3 separate regions of the Mus musculus genome follow, and regions 1 and 3 are each linked to region 2. The links are chromatin loops, found by intact Hi-C in ENCODE. Cell type or tissue: gastrocnemius. All regions are shown on one strand.

Region 1 (8,000 bases), 140 kb before region 2:
GGCCTCACCTCCTTTACTCAGTGCCATCATGGCAGGGAGCAATTTCAACATGGGTTCTGGAGGGAACAACCCACACCCAAGCCACAGCTGCAGCAGTGACAGTGGCCATGGTAACAGCGATACAGAAACAGTGATCATTTCTCTCCTTCAGGTGTCCCAGGAGGTGGTCCATGGGTGGTGTAAAGAGAAGGATATGCCATATTTTGAAGTTAGTGCGAAGAATGACATCAATGTGGTACAAGCCTTTGAGGTTCTGGCCAGCCGGGCTCTGTTGAGGGTGAGTGATGTGGTAGTGGAACTAGTCAGAACTGCCCTAAGCAGGGTCCTCAGGATCTTTCAAAGAAGAAAGTATGGGCATAGCTAGGGACATGGATGGGATAGGAGTATTCATCTTTCTCATTATTCAGTAGTTGGATGGGCTTAGCAGTTCTGGTGCCACAGATGCCAAAGGCATAAGTACCTGAGAGTGAGTAATTAGTTGGTTTTGCAGTCTGGCCAGCTACCACAATCCCTTGTTATTGATTGATGTTGGTTGTAGGTGCTAAGTAGAGAGAGAATCTCACCAAGAAGCCTTCATTTTCTGAAGGAGCAGAAGGGTATAAACTCTTGAAAAACATTAACACCCAGCTAGCTCACTCCAATTACTTTATTGAAACATCCTACAAGGTTAATTGGGACTGGGAAAGGTTTCAGCTACCAGAGTTATCTTTCCCTTTGCTGCTCATGAGAGCAGACATCCCACACGAATCTCAGTCCCTTCTGACCGTGGCAAGCCATTATCAAAAGTAGGAACTCCAGGTTGGCCAGGAGTGTCTTAGGACCAACATGAGTGGAGCTGCAAGCTCTCACATAGCACCAAGTGCAGACTTTCCAGAGAGAGAACATTTCTTCAAGGTTCAAACAGTCTCATAACAATTTCTCAGCCTCTACTGATCGACGCACAGATAGCAAAAGCTTTGCTGAAATATTTCACTCAAAGCCAGATATAAAGATTTTACTCTACATCTCACTACATCTTCCCCCTTTTTGTTTTAAGATTTGTTAGGGATAACAATTATTGTTGGAAAATTATGGAGTCATAATATAGATAGCCACCACAATTGCTTGTTATTGATTGAAGTTGGTCATAGGTGCTATAGTAGAGAGAGAAGCTCACCAACGTGCTAAGCCTTCATTTTCTGAAGGAGCAGAGGGGTATAGCATTTCAGTAAATATGGCCTTTTGTCAATCTAGTTGTCTAACATTTTATGCAAATAAATAGGCATACATTTCAAAGCCAGTAAAGTTAACACCACAAAGAGAATTATAAAATCATAAGAGCAAGAACTTATCAAAATGATTTGTGGGATGATGAAGCTACAACACCTACAAGGTGTTCTATAACATCCATGCCTGTAATATCAGACAGCTTCTTTGTGTCTATAGTTTCTTGTTACAAGTTATAAATCAGTTGAAAAGAATTAGTATGAGCCAATGAATGCTTTATAAGCCCCTCTCAATCATATTTGCTATCATTGAATCTTAAAGGGTAAGACGATAAGAAGTAACGTTCGTATAACATTTCAACTTCATTCGTTCCCTTAATAGTTCTAATTGATCTCCAATGAGTATTCCAGCTTGTCTCAGTACAGCTATGCCATCAAGTATTTCCCTGTCTATCTCACTTTGTTGAGTCCAAAGTTCATGAGAATGCATACGCCAGTCTTTAACAAATTGAGCAGTTTGAACTTCTTTCTGAAGAGCAACTCTAGCTGTGGTAACTAATGCCATGATTCCTAGAACCACTGCAGTTATCATTCCCACCATCCACTGGGTTCTTCTTAACCCTCTTTCAGCAAGCTTCTACAGTAGCATCGCCACAGGGGAGTCTTGCCATGGTCTCGACAATCTCACTGGCTTGCTGGTCTTGCTCTGTGAATATAAACACTTTCAAAAGTAAAGACATACTAGCATTGACACAGGTATGAAGGGTACAGCATGTACGTGTGATGCCGTAATTATTAGGGTGCTTTTGCACACATCCTTTCAGTAACACCTTGTGGTGTATCTAAAAACTTCAGTCCTGTGCCTGACGCTGGAGAGTCTAATTCAGTGGGGGATTTCAGAAGTGATCTCTAGGCCAGTCGTCACTGTGGGATAGAAGTCTCCTAGGTCCAAGCATTTACTTAGTCGAGTGGAATCTCCAGCCTATAGGAGTTACTGACAGCCTCTCATCAGAAAGAGAAATAGATCCAGGTGCTTCGGTGTGCTGGCTTTAAAAGCTTGCATAGAGTGTGGCATGTGTGCCCGACACTGTGCAGGTAGCAGGGGACCATCAGACTCGGAAGGAAGAGAAGGAAGAACATAAGTGATTGCAATGCAACTTTTGCATGACAGAGTAGACTTGGAGGTTAGGTCCAGGGAAGGAGCAGAGTGACAGCCCATGTGGTGGGCGTGGTCACTGAAGGCTGCCTAGAAGCGATTGTGGGTTTTGCTTCTATATGTTTGTTTTTGTTTGGCTGAAGCAAGGTCTCACTATTCAACCTAGCTAAGCTCTAATTAACAGTCTCCCTGCCTCTACTTCTATCATATTGGGGGTCACAAGTGTGTGCCTCCATGCCCAGCTAGCAAATGTCAGAATTTTAATGTTCCAACGTGAAGTTTGAAAGCTTTTAAATTGACAGGTGTTGCATCCATACAATACCCAAGCTATTCTCTCTACACAGGAGTGTGACACATGAGGGCTACAGAGTGAAGCAGGAGACTGAGGTAAAGGTGGGGGTGACTCAGAGGCCACTGGAGGCAAGGGAACAAGGTAGCCATGTTGCTGAAGCAGGGAACATGTAAGCAATTGGAAAGTGCTTACAGGTAGATACGGCAGGTCTTTGGAGATGTGGGGAGGTAGGAAAAAAGGGCAGAGATTCAGTGACAGTGACCTAGGCTTCAATTCATGGGGATCATACAAGCAGTCAGCTATGAGTTTAGTTTATGAGAGAAAGAAATCCAACATTGAAGAGCATGAGGTGAGAAGACATGTGGGTGGTAAAGCCAGCAAGGTTTCTGAGGCTATGGCCACAGGAGATAGCCTCAACACTGAAGAGCCAGGACTTCCAGCAGGTGGCGCTGGGATGTCCATTGTACTCAGGTGCCTACCCAGGACACTGGTGTCGAATGGGGCACATCTTTCAGCAGAATATTTATGCTTACAAATTAGAAATTTCATACCAACGTGTTACAGGATGGAACGTAAGATCCATATGGACTTTCATAAACATCTTTATATGTTTGCAAACAAATTTTGACATTCCCTCCAATGACCTGGCTCATTATTATTATTATTATTTAATCTCTTTTTACGGTCCAGTTGTTATTGCCCTCTCAGTCTGCCCTCTGACTGTTCCTCATACTATTCCTCCTCCCCTGTCTCCAAGAGGCTATCCCCACCTCACCAAAGCTCCCCATTCCCTGGGGCCTCAAGTCTTTCGAGGGTTAGGTGTATTTTCTCTCAATGATGCCACACTTCTCTCAGGCAGTCCTCCACTGTGTGTGCATTGGGGGCCTCAGAACAGCTATTGTATGCTTCCTGAGACCTGACCCTTCTTAGAGAGGTCGTGTTTTCCTTCACACCAAGCCTGGAGCTCAGAGGAGGTAATCAGAGAGTTGCCTCCTTCATGGGAAGGAGGGAGCCTCAGGCTGGGAGGGAGCTCTGCAGAATCCTGCCTCTACCTCTACTCGCTGTCTGTGACTTTACACAAGTCACATATCCTTTCTAAGCTGCCCTAGCTGCCCAGCATCAACAATGTCTTTCTTAGGGGACTTTTTTGTGAGGATTTTATATAGCACTGTAGAGAGAAGGCATCTAATTAAAGATGGCTGCTGTGAAGGGAAGCCATGCACAAGGGTTTTCAGCAGGAGAGCTGCATGCTGCAGAGTGGGTGGGCTCACTGGGTGACACAGTGAAGGAGGATATCAGACTGGGATGTGGGGATATTCCGGAAGCTTCCGTGAGGGCAGACTTCTGTCTCACATAACCCCAAACACTGACTCTTCTATTTAAGTATGCGTCCTAATTTTAAATTCTAATAATGCAAAGGAGAAATAGTCAATGCCCATCATATGAGGTATCTAAGGGCAGCTGATGCTCTGCTGAGACCCTATAAGGGAGGTCCGAGAAATGCTTTGGGAAGGAAGACTGGCCCTTGGGTGCCTTTGGGGACCCCCATTATCCGAGTACAGCAGTCGGACCTGATACCTGATAACAATTCCTGAGGCCACATTCATGGTTACGTTTGCAGCCGGGAGCCTGACCTGCACCTCGGTGCTGTGGAGAACATAAAAGCTGGAGGCATGGCCCTGTCCCTGGAGTATCTATGGAAAGGGGACTTGAGACAAGTCACAATTTACAGTTCTGTCTAGCATGTAGGAGGGCTATGTTCAAACCAGTGTAGCACAGCTGTGGACACACAGAGTAGGTACAAACCTGTTCCCACACTCACTCCTACATACAGCACTGTATGGGTGGAGCACTGTGTGGGTGGAGCACTGTGTGGATGGAGCACTGTGAGGATGGAGCACTGTGTGGGTGGAGCACTGTGTGGGTGGAGCACTGTGAGGATGGAGCACTGTGTGGGTGGAGCACTGTGTGGGTGGAGCACTGTGTGGATGGAGCACTGTGAGGATGGAGCACTGTGTGGGTGGAGCACTGTGTGGGTGGAGCACTGTGTGGGTGGAGCACTGTGAGGATGGAGCACTGTGTGGGTGGAGCACTGTGTGGGTGGAGCACTGTGTGGGTGGAGCACTGTGAGGGTGGAGCACTGTGAGGGTGGAGCACTGTGTGGGTGGAGCACTGTGTGGGTGGAGCACTGTGTGGATGGAGCACTGTGTGGATGGAGCACTGTGAGGATGGAGCACTGTGTGGATGGAGCACTGTGTGGGTGGAGCACTGTGTGGATGGAGCACTGTGTGGATGGAGCACTGTGTGGATGGAGCACTGTGTGGGTGGAGCACTGTGTGGATGGAGCACTGTGAGGGTGGAGCACTGTGTGGGTGGAGCACTGTGTGGGTGGAGCACTGTGTGGGTGGAGCACTGTGTGGATGGAGCACTGTGTGGATGGAACACTGTGAGAATGGAGCACTGTATTGTAGCTCTAGGACCAGCAAATATCACAGCAGGAAAGAACCTGGAACCTTTAAGAAGAAACCTTTCAGGGTAGAGAGATGGCTTGGTGGTTAACAGCACTTTCTGCTCTTCTAGAGGATCCATGTTTGATTCCTAGTGCCCATGTCAGGTCAGTCACAAGCATCAGCAGCTCTGGTTCCAGGGGATCTGACACCCCTGCCCTCTGCCCCCTGTGAGAACCATTACTCCTGCGCACACACCCACATGTAGACTCACACTGCTACACATGAAATAAACCCAGAAGCAGAACAGCTACCTTTCTGTCTATGTGACCCATGACCTTATCGCCTATAACCCTAATACCCAGGCAGAGGCAGGGAGACTGAGATTTCCAGGGATGGAGAGACCCTATCTTTTAAAAAAAGAAACAAAGAATGAAATTTATGGCTTTGAAGAACCCCCAGCCTTCTCTGAAGCCAAGGGATGAAGGCTCTTAGGAGGGGAGCCTGGTGGGCACCGAGGGGCTTGTTAGATGGAGAGGGGCCATCTCTGGCTGTTTGTTGTAACAGGAGCTTGGATCTTGGTGGAGGGGAAGAAAGGTGGCATGGGGACACTGAACTGATAGGGCAAGTCTCCCTACGCCTGGCGTGGTGACCAAGTGCCATCTGGGCTCCTCCAGACACTTAGCAAGAAAAGTGGAAAAGGCACAGAGAATGTTGGGGGTGGTGAAATTTTTGTGGGACAAGTATCCATCAAGGACAAGGGGTTGCCAATCACCTCCGCCCGAGCCCACCTGAGCCTCAGCTGTCCCTTCTGGGGAATGGGGAGCTTTGAGACCTGCCTGGAAGTCAGGCTTGAGCTCCTAAAATCCTTCCACCGAAATACTCTGGACTCCTGGGAAGGGGCAGGGCAGATCGGGAAAAGAAGAGAAGGTAGGAAGGCAGGGGCTTCCCCTCTGGGCCTCAGTTCCCCAACAATATCACAGAAAGAAGACGGAATGCCCAGCAACGGGGCCCATTGACTCTCAGGGCTCTTTAGACCTCAGGCTGTGAACACTGACTCCTCTCTCCTCCCCAGTACCAGGGCACCGCAGAGAACCACCTCATAGACTCCATCAAGCTCTCTCCAGGCCAGCCAAAGAGCAGATGCTGCTGATCTCGGCCTCCCTCCGGACTCCCGATGACAGCTGTGCAGCCATTCCAAGTGCAATCCCACCAGCCGGTACTCAGCTAGGAGGCTGGGGCACTGCAGCAGGAAAGAATGTCACAGGCAAATCCTGGCCCCAGAGAAATCACGGGCGTCTCCATGACTCAAGCTCCTCTTTCTCCTCTGCCTCAACACCGTCCTGCTCATCTCTGCAGACAAACTGCTCCCTTCAGCACCACGGACCGACAGGTTTGGATGGAGATGCAGGTCTGATTCCCTCAGCAGTCAGAACATGGACCGCTCCTGACAGGCAGAAGCCTACAGGCCTGAGACTTCCCACAGCTTCTTTCAGGGAGAGCTGAGGGAGCAAGATAAAAACAGTTGTACCTATTTCCTGGGTGCTCAAACAGCTCCCATAACTGACCAGGCCTCAGTGCGCCCTCTGCCAAATGAGAGTTCCCAAGGCTTCCCCATATCCTAGGGCGACTGAGAACCATAATCTTCATTTAAATCCCACGTGCTGGTGTGGACACACAGGCTCACTCCTTTGGAGAGTATTTTTGATGCCTTCGATGTACATTGCACTGAAGTCACCAGACACACAAAGCAGACATGAGTCCTTCACTCCCAGAAGCGCACCTGGAGAGAGAGGGCCAGCAGACATGAGCAAGACAGACAACAGCAACAAGGTACTGTTTTAGACAAAGGGGCCAAGAGGGCTTTCCTGTGACGGTGACCGTTGGGCTGGCAGCTGCAGGAAGAGCTACAGGAAGAACATGCCAGGAGAGGGAGCAGCTAGGCCAAGGCTCTGAGGCAATGGGCAGAGTGCTGCATTCCATTCCCTGAGGACTCAAAGCTGCTATCTCAGAGAAAAAAAGGCCAGGGATATCCTGTCCCCAGAAGGTACTTTGATCATTTGATGACTGGCCACTAGGGGGCAGAAGTGTCCTCTGCTTTTAGGCTGAGGAGTTCTGGGAACACTTGAAAAGCTGGTGTTTGTGTCAAGAAAATGGCTGAAGCTTGTTTCCAGGCTGTAGGAATGTTGAACCTGGGCTAGTTGGGTAAAAAAAAAAAAAAAAAAAAAAAATCAAATGTCTTGATTCAGGCAACAAATCGAAATCAGAGACAGATCCCAGAGCGAGGTACTTGGAGAGCTGTGGATTCTGTGTCCTGTTCATTTCAAAGCTAGAACCTATTTTTTTTTCCTTCTGTCTTCACACTGCACAGATAGGGTGGCTCATTCTGAAGGAGGTGGACAGAACGAACTTTCAGGGTCTTCAATGGTCAGGTTCATACCTCATGCCTTCCACAGACATTCCTGTCTCCACAGAAGTCTTCTTTCCTGAGTTCCAAGCAGATCCGAGGTGTCAATCTCTAGGAAGCCAGTCAGGGGGTAATAACTGGGGGTCTGGGGGCTCTGTCTGCACCCGCCTAGCTCTGAGGTATAAAGCAACTTACTAAGGACAGCAGTCACAGGAACAATGAGCCCTGCATCCTTCAGAGATGAACACTGTGCCCCCGTCACACATTGGTGTGGCTCTCCTGAAGTCAGACTGTGGAGGGATGTGTGTGGGGAGGTGTGCATTCGGCAGCACGATGAACATAAGGACCATATCTAAGGGTACGCAGCAAATAGTATGTGTTTCCATTGTTTATATCCTTTATGGGACAATAGTCCCTCTTGGTCAGTGATACCAGTCTCAGTTACCCATGGTCAACTGTGGACCAAAAATATTAAATAGCAAATCCCAGAAAT
Region 2 (8,000 bases):
ACTTGCTCTTGGAAATGCAACTGTCTGGTTGGACTGCCTGGGCTTAGCCACAGTTGAAGCACAGTGGCTGGGTTCGAGAAAGCCAGCTCCCTCAGGGAGGAGCCAGTGCAGTTACCCTTGAGGAAATCAGTGCTGAGCAGGCAGGCCACAGCGAGCCTCACTCCTCACGGGAAGGTGGCTGTGCCTTCCCTTCTTAACTGGAGTCACTGTGCCAAGTCAGGAGATTATGAGCGACAACTGTTGCATGCACGAGAACTAAAGACTGAAAGGAGAGACTCCTGGAAGCCACTTTGCTGTCCTTGTCCCCAAGGTTAGCTAGGCCTATGTCTCTTTGTCCCAGAGACTGGAGCAGAACCTTCCATGGTTTTTATGTCATTTGTCTTCATGTCTGTATAGTGTGGGAGGTCTCATCCTGGACAAGACCGTCTCGGACCCCAACTTTGCAGGAATGGCTGTCTTCACACCTGTGATTAATGGTGAGACCTTAGCATCAGCTGCTGGGGGAACGAAAAGGCTTCTGTGTCACTCAGGGCTCCAGCAGGCCAGAGAATCTAGCTCAGAGAGAACAAGACCTAATAAAGATAGAGATGGCGTGACAGGACCAACAGGGGACCGTGAGAAACCCAGAAATCAGCAACATGAAAGCTTCTAGCCCTGAAGGGCCAGGGAACCCAGAAATTGTCTTGTGGGAGCCCAGTTAGAATTTCACCCCGCTCCCTACAAGAGTAAGCTCCTGCCAAAAAAGCATAAAAGGATCCAGAAGGAAAATAGAAAACACTAAACCCCTCTCCTTGTTTACCTGCGGGGGCCTTCCACTGCACAAGTCTAAGTAGAAGCATCCAGCAGGAGAGACTGGTGTGGGGCCTAAGCAGTTCACCTCTCAGGGCTCAGGGTAAAGCTGAGAGGTACAGAGGCTAGGTTAGGGGGTGATGGTAAAGGGAAATGGTAACCAGCGGTTTACCAGGGCAGTGCCAGTTTAGAGCTCACACTGGATACTGGAAGCTGGTTATCGGGTGAGTGTTTGAGTGCTGAGTGCCTGCCGGGGTCAGCTCCAGAGAAAGGGAAGGCAAGGAGAGCTTTGGAGCCTGCTGTGTAGTGAGTGGGGGGTCCATGCTGCACACACGGGTGCAGCAGACAGGCCACATCCCTGCCAACACTCCAAGAGCCTAGATAGAGCATCCCTCAGAAGCTGTGGAATATTTGTCTTCTTCCATCGTATTCTGTTGGCACCAGAGGGAAGAGTGATGTCGGCTCAGCCCCGAGGAAAGGTAGAAGACAGGGCCTCTACAGATACGGGACAAAGAACAAGGTGTTTTCCTCCCGGTCCTTCCTCCTCCAAGTCTGAGTCCTGTGTGTCTCTCTGCAGGTGTCGGGGGCAATCTGGTGGCTGTGCAGGCCAGCCGCATCTCCACCTTCCTCCACATGAACGGCATGCCAGGGGAGAACTCTGAGCCAACTCCTCGCCGCTGCCCCAGTCCATGCACCACCTTCTTCAGCCCTGGTAACCATAGCATCTCACCCTCCCAGATCCATTCCTGCCTTAGGGGTTGGGGGGGGGCAGCCAGGAACCTCACTAGAGAACCAGCTGGGGCCCAAGTTCAAGGGTCTCCTCTGCTGGGCTGTGCCTGCATTTCTGAAGAGTGGAGCGCCCAGGTAAGACATCATTGTCTTTTCCTGAAACACCCTAGAGAGATAGCTGTGTGCTGACCTAGAATACGGCGTTGACCATCCTGGGACCTCCTGGGGCCAATGCTTCTCTTCCCATCTTCCTCTCTCCTCTTGTAGATGTGAATTCACGCTCGGCCCGTGTCCTCTTCCTCCTTGTGGTCCCAGGACACCTAGTGTTCCTCTACACCATCAGCTGTATGCAGGGCGGGCACACCACCCTCACCCTCATCTTCATCATCTTCTACATGACTGCTGCACTGCTCCAGGTATGGCAGAAGCAGGGCACAGCCCGGGGGCCACATGGAATAAGAACCCCAGGTTTGGACCTGGTCCCTTGCCACCTTTTCTCTGGCCGGGACTCAGGAGGATAGACACTGGCCTGGAAGAATTACTGCCATTCTGTGACTTCAGCTTGGTCGTGTCCCTTCTCAGCTTCAGTGGCACACTTTGAAAGTGAGAGTAGTAGACCAGCCGCAGGGTGCCTAGGAGGTGGGCTTGAACCACCCATACCCTGTCCTCTGCTGGGCTTCCTTTAAAATAAGGGCTTTTCCACAGCTAGAAAAAGCATCAAAACCATTGTGCAAGACAAATCCATCTTCAAGACTCATCCAAGCCTTTCCTTTCGGTATGCTATGGCATTCCCATGGTATTATTAATTTAGTCATAAGCAATTTTCCTTCCAAACCCCGAACCGAGTGCTTAGAAAAGTTGTCTGTTAGGAATCTTGGCGAGAGCCAGGCTGAGAACCAACCATATGCTGTTCCCAGCAGTCATTACCCAGTTCACCACGCTCCCTTGCCGATGTAGTCAGGTGCACCCCTGATGGGAAAGGAGCGTGAGCAAGCCAAAGGTCTTTTGTGGCCGCCTCAGTTGACCCCTTCCCCTGGGTTGAAAGCCACACCCCCATTCCATTGCCCCATCCTAGGGGTCATGACCCTGTGGTCAATTTTAGCTGTGCTTCCTTCTCTGAGTCTGTGGAGAGGCAACGTGGTAGCAATTGCTCCCTGTAAAGTTCTGCCAGGTCCCTTTGCCACCTGTCCCTGTATGTGTCCTTGTGCTACTCGGGAGGCTAAAATGTGAAGACAGCTGTTGACGTTTCCACCCTAGCACATATACTAAAAGCCTCTGGCTGCATCTTCTGCAGCTATCAGAAAGGCTGTGAAGTTCTAGGGAGACTGGATGGCACCCAGGGCCAGGGCCATGGGAGTACAAGGTAGCTGTGTGCAGAGCAGAGGGTGTGAAAGGTTCCAGAATAGTCACCCCTGACTTCCTTACAGAGAGGCCAAAACAACCAAATTTGCCTAAAAACAGGGAACATTACTGGCTCCTACCCCTGAGTCCCTTAAGGCAGAATTTTCATACCTCAGTCTTTACAAAGTACAGTCAAGAATAAACTCCACCAGCCTTTAATCCCAGCACTCGAGAGGCAGAGGCAGGCGGATTTCTGAGTTCGAGGCCAGCCTGGTCTACAGAGTGAGTTCCAGGACAGCCAGGGACACACAGAGAAACCCTGTCTCGAAAAAATAAATAAATAAAATAAACCCCACCAGATAACCGTATGTCAGTCTAATGGTTAGAATGCATCTCATTCTCATATAGACGTGATCATGTAGGGACCCCTAAAATCAGGTGTTAACGTCCTAGATGAAGTGCTGCTCCCAGTGCAGAGCACATGTAATTCTTACTAACATGCCGATTCCCATTCACAAGGCCCAGCGTTAGGCCTGAGGTTGTATGTTTGTGACCCACTGTCCACTGCAAGCGATAGGTACCACTGGTCCTGGACCCAGTACCTATATTCCAATCTCATTTATTCTCTATATCTATTATCTATTCTCATCTATAGTTATAGAACATAAGCAAGGGAGCAAATAAATCGATGTAGATAATCCAAGATGTATTTTTGAACTGTTATGCATTATAACTGACGTATTTCGCTGACTGGCTCATAAACCTACTTTACAGATGAATATTAGAATAAACAGCAGGGTGGGAAGGGTGAAGAGAAAGCAGCTTGTGTAATCAGCTGTTACCCAGGGCCTTGTAAGAGAAACTGGCTCTACCTGCCAGCCCCTACCAGGCTCCTGGAGAGGCCAACATGGCAGGAATTGCAGTAACTGAAGAATGATCTGACCCAGAATTGAGACAAGGGCAGCCTTCCTGTAAGGGCAGGATTTAGTTTAGAAAGCCCCTGGCTTGCTGTGAGCTGTCCTGGCAAAAAGGTTGTGACCGGCCAAGCCTTGTGATCCACTGAACACATCCAATTTTGTGGCCTCTGGCTCCCCCTGCAGAAAGCGGGTGGCTACAAGCAGAACCCCTGTCTCCCCAGGTGCTGATTCTCCTGTACATCGCAGACTGGATGGTGCACTGGATGTGGGGCCGGGGCCTGGACCCCGACAACTTCTCCATCCCATACTTGACTGCTTTGGGGGACCTGCTTGGCACCGGACTCCTGGCACTCAGCTTCCATGTGCTCTGGCTCATTGGGGACAGAGACACAGATGTTGGGGACTAGCTTAGCCATTCAGTCTTTCCCCCACCCCTCTGCACTTTCTATTTGGATTTTTATTTTCCTTTTGTTTCCCTACCCCACCCTACACTACACTCCCATGCCTTTCTGGGATTTCACTTTGATACCAAATTCTCATTATTTTCAATGGGAATTTTTTATACATTGAGCCAAGTTTGGATAGGAAGAATTCGGGACAGACAGATGGGCTGACATAAGCAGTAAAAGTAGACTTTTGAGACAATCACCAAGTGCAATTCCACGGTGGGTGCCTCCAGAGGAGGTTAGATCGGGACCTTGGCATCCTGTCCAGCATCGGGGACCTTTGCATTAGCTTTAGCGACCTCAGCCTCGGCCCTAATGAGAAACTCTCAAGTGGGCTCTGGGTTGTTTAGGGTTTGGCTGAACAGAGGGAGGAGGGATAATTAACACTCCCACACATGCACGCACTTTTATAGATGTGGACCAACTTCACAGCACTGGGCAGGGGAACGTTGCTTCAACTCCTCGTAATCACAGGCCTGCTCCAGGCCAGCCTGCCCGCAGAGTCACGTGCACTGGAGATTCCATCTGCGCACATGTGCCTTGCCCAACTGCCTGATTGCTTCCCAGCTGAAATGAGTGGTAGTGACCCGGGCTCTTCACGGATCCATGTCATCCACAGGTTTCCAAAGGTCCATGTGCCCCCTGAGTCTAGAGAACCGAGTTCAAGCCTCCTCTCTTTAATTCTCTCCACACACTCCGTCTCCGCGCAGCTTGCCAGATGGGCTTCTAAGATTGGGGATAGGACAAGGGAATGTGCCAAATGACCTGGAGATTGAGGCAACGGGGAGGGGTGGGGGGTGTCTCACTGCCGTCTCTCATGACATAATCACGTGGTCAGTCTTGGCCTCTGTCACTTCCTAAACACACTCATTCTATCACACGAGGGCTCCGTTGGCCTTTCTCTCGGCTTCTGCCCACAGACATGCATCAACCATTCACTCATTCAGCAAATCTCAGCCTCCCCGAGATGAGCCCTTCCACAGCACCGGCCTGCAATAATTCTTCACTGAGCAGTCGTTACGGGGCGCATACTGTGCTAAGTTCAGTGCCTGGCATCAACCCACCAGTGCTAAGGGAATCGCTGCTCTAACCTCACCTCATCCCCTAGGCTACAGAGGCCATTGTGCCTCTTCAACCTGACAGTAAATGTTCCCTCGTTCGCCCCTAACTCTGCAGTGACTGCCAACCCCGTTGCTCAAGCAGCAGCATGTCCTCCAATACCCTCCTCCCGCAGCCTCTCTCCTCTCCACATCTTGCTACCCACTCAGAAGAGGGCTTGGAATTAGCAAGCTGGATATCAATAGGCTGCTTCAGTATCTGCCTCGTCCATGATTCAAAGAAAACCAAAGTCCCTTCCCTACACATGCCCCAAACTGTTCAACAAATGGGGTGCAGGCTGTACTTCTGGCCTGTCTGTCTGGAATCCATAAATTCTTCCCCCTGTGTAGCCTAAAGGGTCAGCCTCCAAGAAAAGGATTAAGCAGTGCTCCGTGTCTACCAACACTGTGCTTAGACCTAGAGACTCTTCTCGGCCTCATTTCCTCTGTCATCACCTGAAATCAGAACTGTCGAATTGGACAGATTCATAGAGATTGTCTAGTTGGGGTTGTGTCAGGCAGATCAGTGTGGATCTGAGTTTATTTCTGCTCTTCCCTCTGGCCTAACTCCATCTCAAAACACAAGACTCTTGCACAGGCATCATACCCTAAGACTGTGACCCCAGGGTCCCCAGCCACTTGCTCTATCCTGACATCTGGAGTTGGATCAGGCTGTCTGGAGACTGAAGCATCCTTCTTCCTTTGCCTAGAAAACAGAAAGGTAGGGGCGCCCAGGCTCAGCGCATGTGAGTGGAGGGGCCTGGAGTGACAGGAGAGTGACTTCAGGAGATTCATTTCTTCCCACCGGGTTGCACCTATTGCATGTACTTTTGGCCTGACTGGAAGAAACAAAATTGGTTTACTTTCATATCCTTCAAAAGTTACAGAACTGTGTCTTAAGAGAATTATTTATAGTTACTATAACTGAATTGACAAATGTCGACTTAACTGATAAATTATATTTGGTAAAATAAAATGGAAGTTTATTTCAATGGCTTGTATCCCTGTGTGTCTCATCAAAAAGCAGACTCAGCTATTTCCTTGGACCCTGTTCTGTGGTCCCGCCCCCACCTCAGAAATGGGAAGGGGTCGATGTGCCAAAAGTGAGGAACCATCTTAGAATATAATAGAAAACACATCAGACACAAGCAATGATGCTATGGGGCGGATGTTAAGGGTACAAAGTCCTTGTGTTAAAGGATATTAGACGGTGCTCTCCCCTCCCTGGCCCCCATGCATTACCTTGGTGCAGGTGATACCAGCATCTATGGGTTAGAATTCCTTCCTTGCAGAGGTTTATAGCTGAGTTGAGTCAGTGTAGAAATGCTTTTACCTTGAGTATTTACCATGTAACTGGCTGCAAAAGAATTGTACAATTTTATATGACCTTCCATGAATCATTAGCCCTTTCCTAACCTGAATTATACCCTGTTTATAGGGTAAGTGTAAGATGAGGCTCCAGTGATACATGCATACATACATACATTTATGCATACATACATACATACATACATACAATTCTGTTCCTGGTACATACTAAGCCCAAAAATACTATGAAATATTAAAAGTAGATTATGTTATTCAACCTTCCATTGCTGTAACAAAACACCAGAAATGCCTTATAAAAAGAGGAGGGGGCTGGAGACGTGGCTCAGGGGTTAAGACGCTTTGCTTTGCTGCTATTGTAGGGGATAACAGTGTGGTCCTCAGCACCCACATCAGGCAGCTTCCAACCTGATGCTCTGTTCTAGCCTCCATGGACACCTGCGCAGACAGGGGAGGTGCACATGCATGCACACACATGCGCATGCATACACACACTTTAAAAAATAGTTTTCAGTGCCTGGTTAATAGGCCCCACTGTTTCTCACTTGTGATGTAGATGTTGCCAAGGAACCCAGGGTAGGGCAGGTCGTACCTCGTGGCAGCCAGTAAATAGACAAGGGGGAATTTTGTTCCACAGCCCACTACAAAGCATATAGCTCCATGATCTAAAACAACCTCTTAGGCTCCACCTGTTAAATTTCCAGTACTTTCCAGTAGTGTCTAGCTGAGGGTCAAGTCTAATACATGGGCTTTTTAGGTAGACATCCCCTATCTAAACCCTATCAGTGGGAACAGTGCAGGCCTATGATGAGCAGTGTCCAGACACCACAGGGGAAGCTGAGAAAGGCCTCATGAATGGGGTTCATGGAAGCCTGACTTCCTCAGGGACGGTTAGCTCAGAGACTAGCAGGGAGGAGAGGGAAGGGAAAGCCATTTTACAGAGGAGTAAGGAATAAAAAGTCAGGCTGATATTTTGGAGAACTGAAAATGGTTCCAAAAGCCCTGGAAGTTGAGCTCACAGCCTGTGAAATGCATATTATGGGATAGGAGCAGACAGGGACGGTTTCCGTTTTGTTTTTCTTTCATTTTGTTTTGAGACAGGGTCTCACTTAACGCAGCCTGACCTTGAATTTGCCATGAGTCCAAAGATGACCTTGAACTTCTGATATTCTTGCCTCTGGGATTACAGGCATGCGGCCCCCTGTCCAATTTATGTAGTGCTGTAGATCAAAACCCAGGGTTTCATAGATGCTGCACAAGCCCTGTTAACAGCTGGGCACAGATATGTGATGAGGAAGATGTGGATAGGCAAAGTCAGAGAATAAACCTCACCTGGGTCTATCTGATGCCAAGCT
Region 3 (8,000 bases), 81 kb before region 2:
CCTGACCCGGGGGCACGCTCTTCTTACTCTGCTCATGCGCCCTCTCTGCTCACACTTCTGTATTCTATTAAAATAGAAGGCTAGATTTCTATTTTTAAAACTAGACCAAGGTAGGGGTGAGGTAGGGGTGGAGCTCAATGGTAGGGTACTTGTCTGGTATATGAGGCCCTGTATCCAATCATTGGCTCTGGAGGGGGGAAAAGGTCATGAGCTGCACTTGGTATAAGAGAAGCAGGCAAACAAAGCAAAGCGCCAGTACGTGACTCACTGCAAAAATGAAGCAAGAGCAGAAGAGATCTGAGCTGGGCAGGGTAACCAGGACCTTGACTAATCCTGAGGACTTCCTGAAAGAGGCAGTTTTTCACCCCGGGCTGCCTTTGACATCCTTCTCCTCACAGTGTGTCTGGGTGGTGAGCTTCCTCTCCTCGTTCTTCCTGAGCCTGCCCTACGGTGTCGCAGTGGGTGTAGCCTTCTCCATCCTGGTTGTGATCTTCCAGACCCAGTTGTAAGTGACAACCCCGCCCCTCCCAGGCACAGTATGGGGTTGCTGGACCAGTCTGCAAGGGGACTCCCATGCCAAGACGTAGCATACATAGCACACTGTACATTCTGCCTTCTGGGCCCAGCACAGGGACATGCTACCAGACCTCAGAAGTACAGAGTTCGGCCAAGACAGTGGGCATAGACTAAGCTACCTAATTTCTGTACCCTAAAACCTCAGAGCAAACCAGCATGGTTTCAGAGGACTGGGGATGAGGGGAAGCAGACAGGAAAGAGTGAGTGAAACCCACCATCCCTCTAGAAACACTGAGAACCTCAGCTCAAATGGGACCCTACCCCGGGAACACTAGGTCAGAGGATGGACTCTGTGCTCTTCCTCCAAAAGTAGCCATCAGAGCAGGTGAGGCTGCCACAGAGGAGCTAAGTGGGCAACAATTGCCGCTGAGTGTTGGAGAAACCTTGTCTTCTTGTAAACTCAGAACCAGGGACTTACAGGCTTCTCACCTAAGGACTCTTCTTCCTTCTCCCCTGAGCCTAGTCTGGGGGCCACTTCAAAACATGCCTAGTGGTAGACCAGCCAGAGACATCAGACCCAGGTCCCCAGGGCAGAAAGACTAACAAGCCTACATAAGAGCAGGAGTCCCAGAGATGTAGAGATGGCTCAGAGATTAGGAGCACCGGCTACTCTTCCAGAGGTTCTGAGTTAAATTCTCAGCACCCACATGGTGGCTCGCAACCATCTGTAATGAGATCTGATGCCCTCTTCTAGGGTGTCTGAAGACAGTACAGTGGACTCATATACATAAAATAAATAAATAAATAAATAAATAAATAAATAAATAAATATTTTTAGGAAAAACAAAGAGCAGGAGTTCCGATCCAGCACCCGTATCGCTCTACCGTGTGAGCATCCATCCATACCCCCCTCTCTCCTCTTCTTCCTCTAGTCGAAATGGCTCCACACTGGCCCAGGTCATGGACACGGACATCTATGTGAACCCCAAGACCTACAACAGGGTACGTGATTCAAGCTTAGAACCTCCCTCCTTCACTCTGTCCCCTCCCCAAGACCTATCTGTGACCTGAGCTCAGTCTCTCTGTCACAGGCCCAGGAAATTGCGGGAGTTAAGATTGTCACTTACTGCTCCCCTCTCTACTTTGCCAACTCAGAGATCTTCAGGCAAAAAGTCATTGCCAAGGTAAGCCTCCATCCTTGCTGACCAGAAGGGCTGAAAAGAGAGTGACCAGAAGATGGAAGCAGAAAGGGGCTAGGCGCCAAGGGCAGGCCATCCCACAGAGGTACAGGTCGAGATTGCTGTTGGTCCTCTCCCCACAGACAGGTATGGACCCCCAGAAAGTATTACTCGCCAAGCAGAAATATCTCCGGAAGCAGGAGAAGAGGACGGCGATACCCACACAGCAGAGAAAGTCCCTCTTCATGAAAACCAAGGTGAACTATGGCCTGGACCAGCTCCAGGCCCATTCTTAACTTGACCCTAACTCCCAGCCTGCAGCACCGTGAGAGGGAGGCAGGAAGTCTCTGGGAGCACTTGCTGGGAGCACTGATGGTCACTCTTCTAGGGGAAGGCTGTCAGCTCCTGGGTACCAGTGCACCCCATCTTCAATGGGAATTTTCTAGGTGGCCAGGCTGTGTGAGAGTAGAAGTATAGGAGAAGCAGGCAGACATGGGTAAATGCACTGGGAACCCTGCTCTCATCCTCTCTCTTATTCTCTCCCTTGTTCTCTCTCTCTCTCTCTCTCTCTCTCTCTTTCTCTCTCTCTCTCTCTCTCCTCAAGCAGAGCAGCCAAGGCTTCAGGCTTCTTCTTCAGGTTCTTGCCACTTGGGTTGGAGAGACAAGCCTGCAGGCCTCCATAGGAAGGGCTTTAGGAGAAACCTGTATTCACCACCAAGCTGAGACGTTGCTCTCCTGCCTCTGCTTGGCGTTCAGTGCCAAGGTCCTGACTGCCCCCCTTTCCACCCACAGACGGTCTCTCTACAGGAACTCCAACAGGACTTTGAAAGTGCTCCCTCTACTGACCCCAACAACAACCAAGCTCCTGCGGCTGAGGCTCACATATCCTACATCACCTTCAGTCCAGACGCCTCCACAGCTGCTGCATGTGAGCTGCCCGCCTCCACTCGGTCCCCCCAGGAGGCTAGTGACACTCTAGCCAGTGTGCCGCCCTTTGTCACCTTCCACACTCTCATCCTTGACATGAGTGGAGTCAGCTTTGTGGATTTGATGGGCATCAAAGCTCTCGCCAAGGTGAGGCTCCGTAGGGTGGGAGGAGCTTGTGTGGACAACTCCTGTCCATTTCCCTCCAGGCCCTCATTTGAACTAGCCGAGGGAGGTTCCAGACCCTAGGGACTCCTTGCCCCCAATGCAAACAGAGTGGACACACTCTTCAGTGCAAGTTGAGGACACTGAAGCATTGGAGTGAGTTCCCTGAGCCTCAGCACACCCACCAAGACCATCCTGCATTCTTTATCGAGTTATCAGTCCCAGACCACACCTTGGGTCCTCTGACTGAGGCCATTGGTCCTGCTGCCCACACTCACCAGTGAAGCCAGGAGAGAAGACACCATAGTACCTGCCGTGTACTAACACATAGGTCAAGCAGGCAGCCTGAGGATGCCAAGAATACAAGGGTCACTCTGATCACTCTTCAGTGGCCCTGCCAATGCCAGGTTGACAGCGAGCCTCAGAGAGGCCCCAGTGAAGGCAATCCAGGAGAGCAGAGAGGCTCAAAGCAGTTGATGTCACTACCAGGCAGGGACAGTGAAGGCCCTTCTCTGGTGTTGAGCTCAACTGACTTCTCTAGGTTGGACAATGAGGTGGAGACCTTCACTGAAAGCTTGCCTCATGGAACCTTGGTTCTGAACACTGAAAGCAAAGGTCTGGCCCTTAAAACAGGTCATGGTAACTTGAAGTGTCTGCCACACTGGCAGAGCCCCATTTCCGCTCCACTCCTCAGAGAGGCCTTGGGCCAACACTCCAGAGAGACCTAGGGTGCTCTCTGCCACTCATGCCTGTGGCTGCCAGGGCCCTCAGGATTGCTTGTCTGTTTGGCTTCCCCTCTGAAGTGTGTTTCATGAGTCGTTTTTAAGACCCACTCAAAACATTCCTTTCCTTTCTTTTCTCCCATTTCCTTCCCCTCCCTTCCCCAACTCCTCTAGCTAAGCTCCACCTATGAGAAGATCGGAGTCCAGATCTTTCTGGTAAACATCCACGGTAAGAAAACTGGGGGTCAGGTGGGCATTTAGGGGACCAGAGGCTGGAAAGGGATGCAGTGGGGACGGGTGAGCAGGTGAGCATCCTGTGGGCGGGGTATGTTCATGCCATTGAGAGTAGATAGAATTATATTCTGTTCACCCTAGTTTGTGTGTATGCTGAACCTAGCCAGCCAAGTCACTTTCTCCATCTTGGGGTTCATTTCCATACATAAAAAAATCGGGGTGGGGGTCGACTGGTTGAACTTGGGATCCTTTCCAAATCAGAAGGTTCATGGATCTGTTTTAGCACAGAAAACCCACATGCCCTGGCTTCCCAGAGACTTGTCTCCAAAGGGTGCTTTAAGCAGCCTCAAGGACATGTCTCCAAGCAAAGGACACTCGCTGCATTTGCACATATGCCAAGGGCAAAAAACACACAGAGACCAAGAGAAATATGAAGGGGATGCATACACATCCAGATGCCACCCAGCAGGGCTCTTCAAGGGCCCCATAAAGAGCACATTCATAACTCTTACCCCCGTGACCACTCCCCAAAAAACCATCTCCAGAATGTGATCAGAGTAAGGGCTCAGCCACATGTTGGAAGTTTGAGGAAAGAGGAAGACTGGGCCTTGAGGGCTGGAATTGGCAGCCATTTCCACGTGGATGTATTAACCTTTCCTTGACAAGCAACAACATCGCAAATCTAACCACTTCCTTCTGGTCGGGCTCATACTGCCCTCTGCCGTCCAGAACTGATACTGCAGGGCCAATTGTCCGCTTTCCCCCACCAGCCCCTCCCACCAACTCCAATCCACCAAGGCTGTTAGTTATCTTTTCCTGTTACCTGCCTTCTTACAGCCCAGGTGTATAATGACATCAGCCACGGAGGTGTCTTTGAAGATGGGTGTGTACAGCGCAGTCACGTGTTCCCCAGCATCCACGATGCAGTCCTCTTTGCCCAAGCAAATGCTAGAGAAGCCCCAGACCGCAACTTCCATGGGGTAAGTCTTCACGCCTAGAGAATCCTAGGTTCCAGCTCTCACAAGCAGGAGGACAAACGGACATCAGAAAGAACTGGAGATGGTTTAAGTTCCAATACCAATTCTGCCGTCTAGTTCTTTTGAATCTCGGGTCCCTGTCTATAGAATGGCACCGCCAACCATTGCCTGCCACACTAGGCTTGTTTCTGTTTAGGATTAAGTGATAATTATGCATCTGACATAAAGATTTGATGTTATTGATTGCTACTTATATATGCTGTCTCGCCTCCCACCACCTTCACTTTTTTTGGTAGTGGTGGTGGTGCCCTGGCTTGGAAATTTCAAGCTAAGGTGAATAGAGAAGCTGAGTTTTGTCTCAGCCTCTCAGCATTTAATTTACTAGCTCAGTGAGTGGTATGAGAGGAAGACATAAATAATTCTGTCTAAAATTTCAGAAATCTGAAGAGTCTGACCTAGCCACCCTTCACCTGCAGGTCCTGGAAAACTAGGGACCTAATTCCTGAGCCTTGTCCACAGGGACTCTTTTTATTATTAGATATTTTCTTTATTTACATTTCAAATGTTACCCCCTTTCCTCATTTCCCCTCTGAAAACCCCCTTATCCCATCCCCCCTCCCCCTGCTCACTAACCCACCCATTCCTGCTTCCCTGTCCTGGCATTCCCCTACACTGAGACATAGAGCCTTCACAAGGCCATCCTCTGCCACATATGCAACTGAAACCTTGAGTCCCTCCTTGTGTACTCTTTGATTGGTGATTTAATCCCTGGGAGCTCTGGGGTTACTGGTTATTTCATATTGTTGTTTCTCCTATGGGCCTGCAAACCCCTTCAGCTCCTTGGGTCCTTTCTCTAGCTCCTCCATTGGGGACCCTGTGCTCAGTCTAATGGATGATTGTGAGCATCCACTTCTGTGTTTGTCAGGCACTGGCAGAGCCTCTCAGGAGAGAGCTATGTCAGGCTCCTGTCAGCAAGCACTTGTTGGCATCCACAATAATGTATGGATTTGGTGATTGTATATGGGATCAATCCCCAGGTGGGACAGTCCCTGGATGGCCTTTCCTTCAGTCTCTGCTACACACTTTGTCGCTGTATCTCTTCCCATGGGTATCCATGGGACTCTTAAGAGTCCTTGTTATTTGTCATTACACCAATGACATCCAATTATTACACTTTAAGTGTAATATATGGTTTCAGTCTTTTGCATTTATTTAATGTGCATATATGTGTGTATAGACAAACACATCATGTCATGCATGTGGAGGCCAGAGGACAACCTATCCCTGTCCTTCTACCATATGGGTCCTGGGGATCAAATTTGGGTTCCTCAGCTTGGTGACAAGTGCCTTTACCCACTGAGCCATCTCTCTCACCCTTGTTTTAATATTTGTAAATAATTTATATTGCATACATTCTCTGCTTATCTATTATAAATCTTTCTCTCTCTCTCACACACACACACACACAATGCATACACACTCCTTACAATAGTGCGGTGAAGGAGAAAGCCAGCAAAAGGAGTTTGAATATTCTACCTTTACAGAACTCCAAAGAAAAGGAATCCCAAGGCCAAGCAACCTGCACCTCCTTGCCTATGATACTCACAAGGGGGCAGGCCTTGTGCACATCTGCCTCTAGCTGTGCTGTATCATGAGGCAGAGGAGGGCCAAAGATGGGAAAGGAGGAAACATGGGGTCCTCTAGAGCCTGCCCCCTTCCTGCCACCGTGCATCCACTGATGCTCTGATCTCTGAGCTCATCCTGCACCCGCTTCCTTCCCTTCAGGCTCCAGGGGATACTGAGTTCTCCTTGTATGACTCAGAAGAGGAAGGTCCCAGCTATTGGGACTTAGAACAGGTGAGTAGAGGGGCAAAAGGTGAGGGAGGAGAGAAATCCTGCTTCCATCTCAGGGGTTTGCTGGCTGTCTCCTCCAGCTCAGAGCTGTAACCTTGAAGGTGGCAAGGTGTCACCTGTCTTTTAATAATGACTCTTCTTAGCATCAATACACACAGGGGGCAGGGGTATCCTATGGAATGAGGTAGCCTCTGTAATAAGTCCTAGGGAATTGTTACTGGGGGTTTGTTTGTTTGTTTGTTTGTTTGTTTGTTCTGAGACAGGGTTTCTCTGTGTAGCCCTGGCTGTCCTGGAACTCAATTTGTAGACCAGGCTGGCATTAAATTCATAGAGATCCACTTGCTTCTGCATCTGGAGAAATGAGATTACAGTCTTGTGCTACCATGCCTGGCTAAGAATTGCTATCTATTCTTAACTCTCCAGTGTACCAAACCTGTGATTGTTGATGCCTCCATGAGACCACTGGGCCTGTTGTTATTATCTGTAAAATAAGAGTCATTTTTGGTAAACATGTGCCCTGCAAGACTGGCAGGAGGGGCTACTCATCTTTCATTAATTCATGAGGTGTTTTTGGAACACCTCCCACTTGCCTGACACTGTTGCAAGTGGGCATATGCAGCAATGAACAAAGGCCCCCGTTCTTTAGAAACTGCATACTGGGAGAATCAGATGACGTAGGAGTTATTATTGCAACTGGATAGGCATTTAAAACTAGAAGCTATGCAATACAAACTGCTACTGTCCTCTTGGGGTTTGTGGAATTTATCACCATTCTAGTGGCCCGAATTAAAGAAAGCAGGTGACTACATTTAGAGAAATATGGCCTAGGGTCTGTTAAACTAGTATCTCTCTTCCCAGCCTTTCCTTGTTTGAGTTCCATGGTCCTCTGAGTGCTGGGAGCAAGAGCAACCTAAGAGCTAACAGGCTCACTCATGAGCTCTCTTAGAACTCCAGCACATTAAAAAGAAGAAGAAGAAGAATTAAAGACCTAGATGGGACAGAAATGATACAGCTTCTCTAGTCTTGACACTGGTGTTAATTCTTAAAAAGCAGAGCTGACACTGGAGAAGAAAGTCCCAAAGATCACACACAGCATGGCTGGGAGGAACACAGTTCACAGTTAGATGCTACTAGCCCTTTCTCCCATCACCCAGTATTAGTTCATGTCTTATGCTAGCCTGACTCTCCCCTGCTCACCTGCAAATACAGTCTCGGGGTGCTTCATCCTGGCCCGTGGTACATAGTCACTTCTTGGTTGCAGTCACTCTAACTCCAGCAGATCTAGTCCTCTCCCCTCACCCATCCTTCCTGTGATCTCTGCAGGAGATGTTCGGGACCATGTTTCACACAGAGACCCTGACTGCCCTGTGAGGACCCATTTGGTTCCCATATTTCCTCCTGAGGGCCTGGCATCTGGAATTTCCATGGAT

Evidence for each region. A loop is a pair of places that touch in the nucleus more often than their neighbours do. Peaks named below come from ENCODE experiments on the same cell type or tissue, not always from the same donor. Only the 100,000 strongest peaks of a DNase experiment are listed, where the experiment ranks them.
Region 1: a loop joins it to region 2, with 11 times the contacts of the local background. A loop is called at or near these places in 17 of 42 quality-filtered maps.
Region 3: a loop joins it to region 2, with 5 times the contacts of the local background. A loop is called at or near these places in 13 of 42 quality-filtered maps.

The regions. Positions count from the first base shown.
Region 1 is chr1:131,705,445-131,713,444 of GRCm38, forward strand. It overlaps Rab7b (RAB7B, member RAS oncogene family), which reads left to right. Exons shown (of 6, transcript NM_145509.3): 5 at 152-277; 6 at 6,176-8,000. The coding sequence ends at 6,253. Among named protein-coding and RNA genes, the nearest start is that of Rab7b, 21 kb to the left of the region's middle. In gastrocnemius, CTCF peaks have their summits at 3,099 (motif pointing right) and 7,177 (motif pointing right); DNase peaks (open chromatin) are centred at 3,102, 5,780, 6,274 and 7,172.
Region 2 is chr1:131,842,553-131,850,552 of GRCm38, forward strand. Slc41a1 (solute carrier family 41, member 1) reads left to right here. Exons shown (of 11, transcript NM_173865.3): 8 at 397-476; 9 at 1,367-1,501; 10 at 1,786-1,934; 11 at 3,998-6,311. The coding sequence ends at 4,183. Among named protein-coding and RNA genes, the nearest start is that of Slc41a1, 19 kb to the left of the region's middle. In gastrocnemius, a CTCF peak has its summit at 3,960; DNase peaks (open chromatin) are centred at 2,532 and 3,876; H3K27ac peaks cover 2,972 bases.
Region 3 is chr1:131,761,308-131,769,307 of GRCm38, forward strand. Slc26a9 (solute carrier family 26, member 9) reads left to right here. Exons shown (of 21, transcript NM_177243.4): 13 at 399-505; 14 at 1,449-1,518; 15 at 1,608-1,700; 16 at 1,838-1,951; 17 at 2,487-2,768; 18 at 3,680-3,734; 19 at 4,577-4,719; 20 at 6,502-6,573; 21 at 7,894-8,000. The coding sequence ends at 7,941. Among named protein-coding and RNA genes, the nearest start is that of Slc26a9, 21 kb to the left of the region's middle. In gastrocnemius, no CTCF peak of the experiment used is centred here; DNase peaks (open chromatin) are centred at 2,533 and 4,457.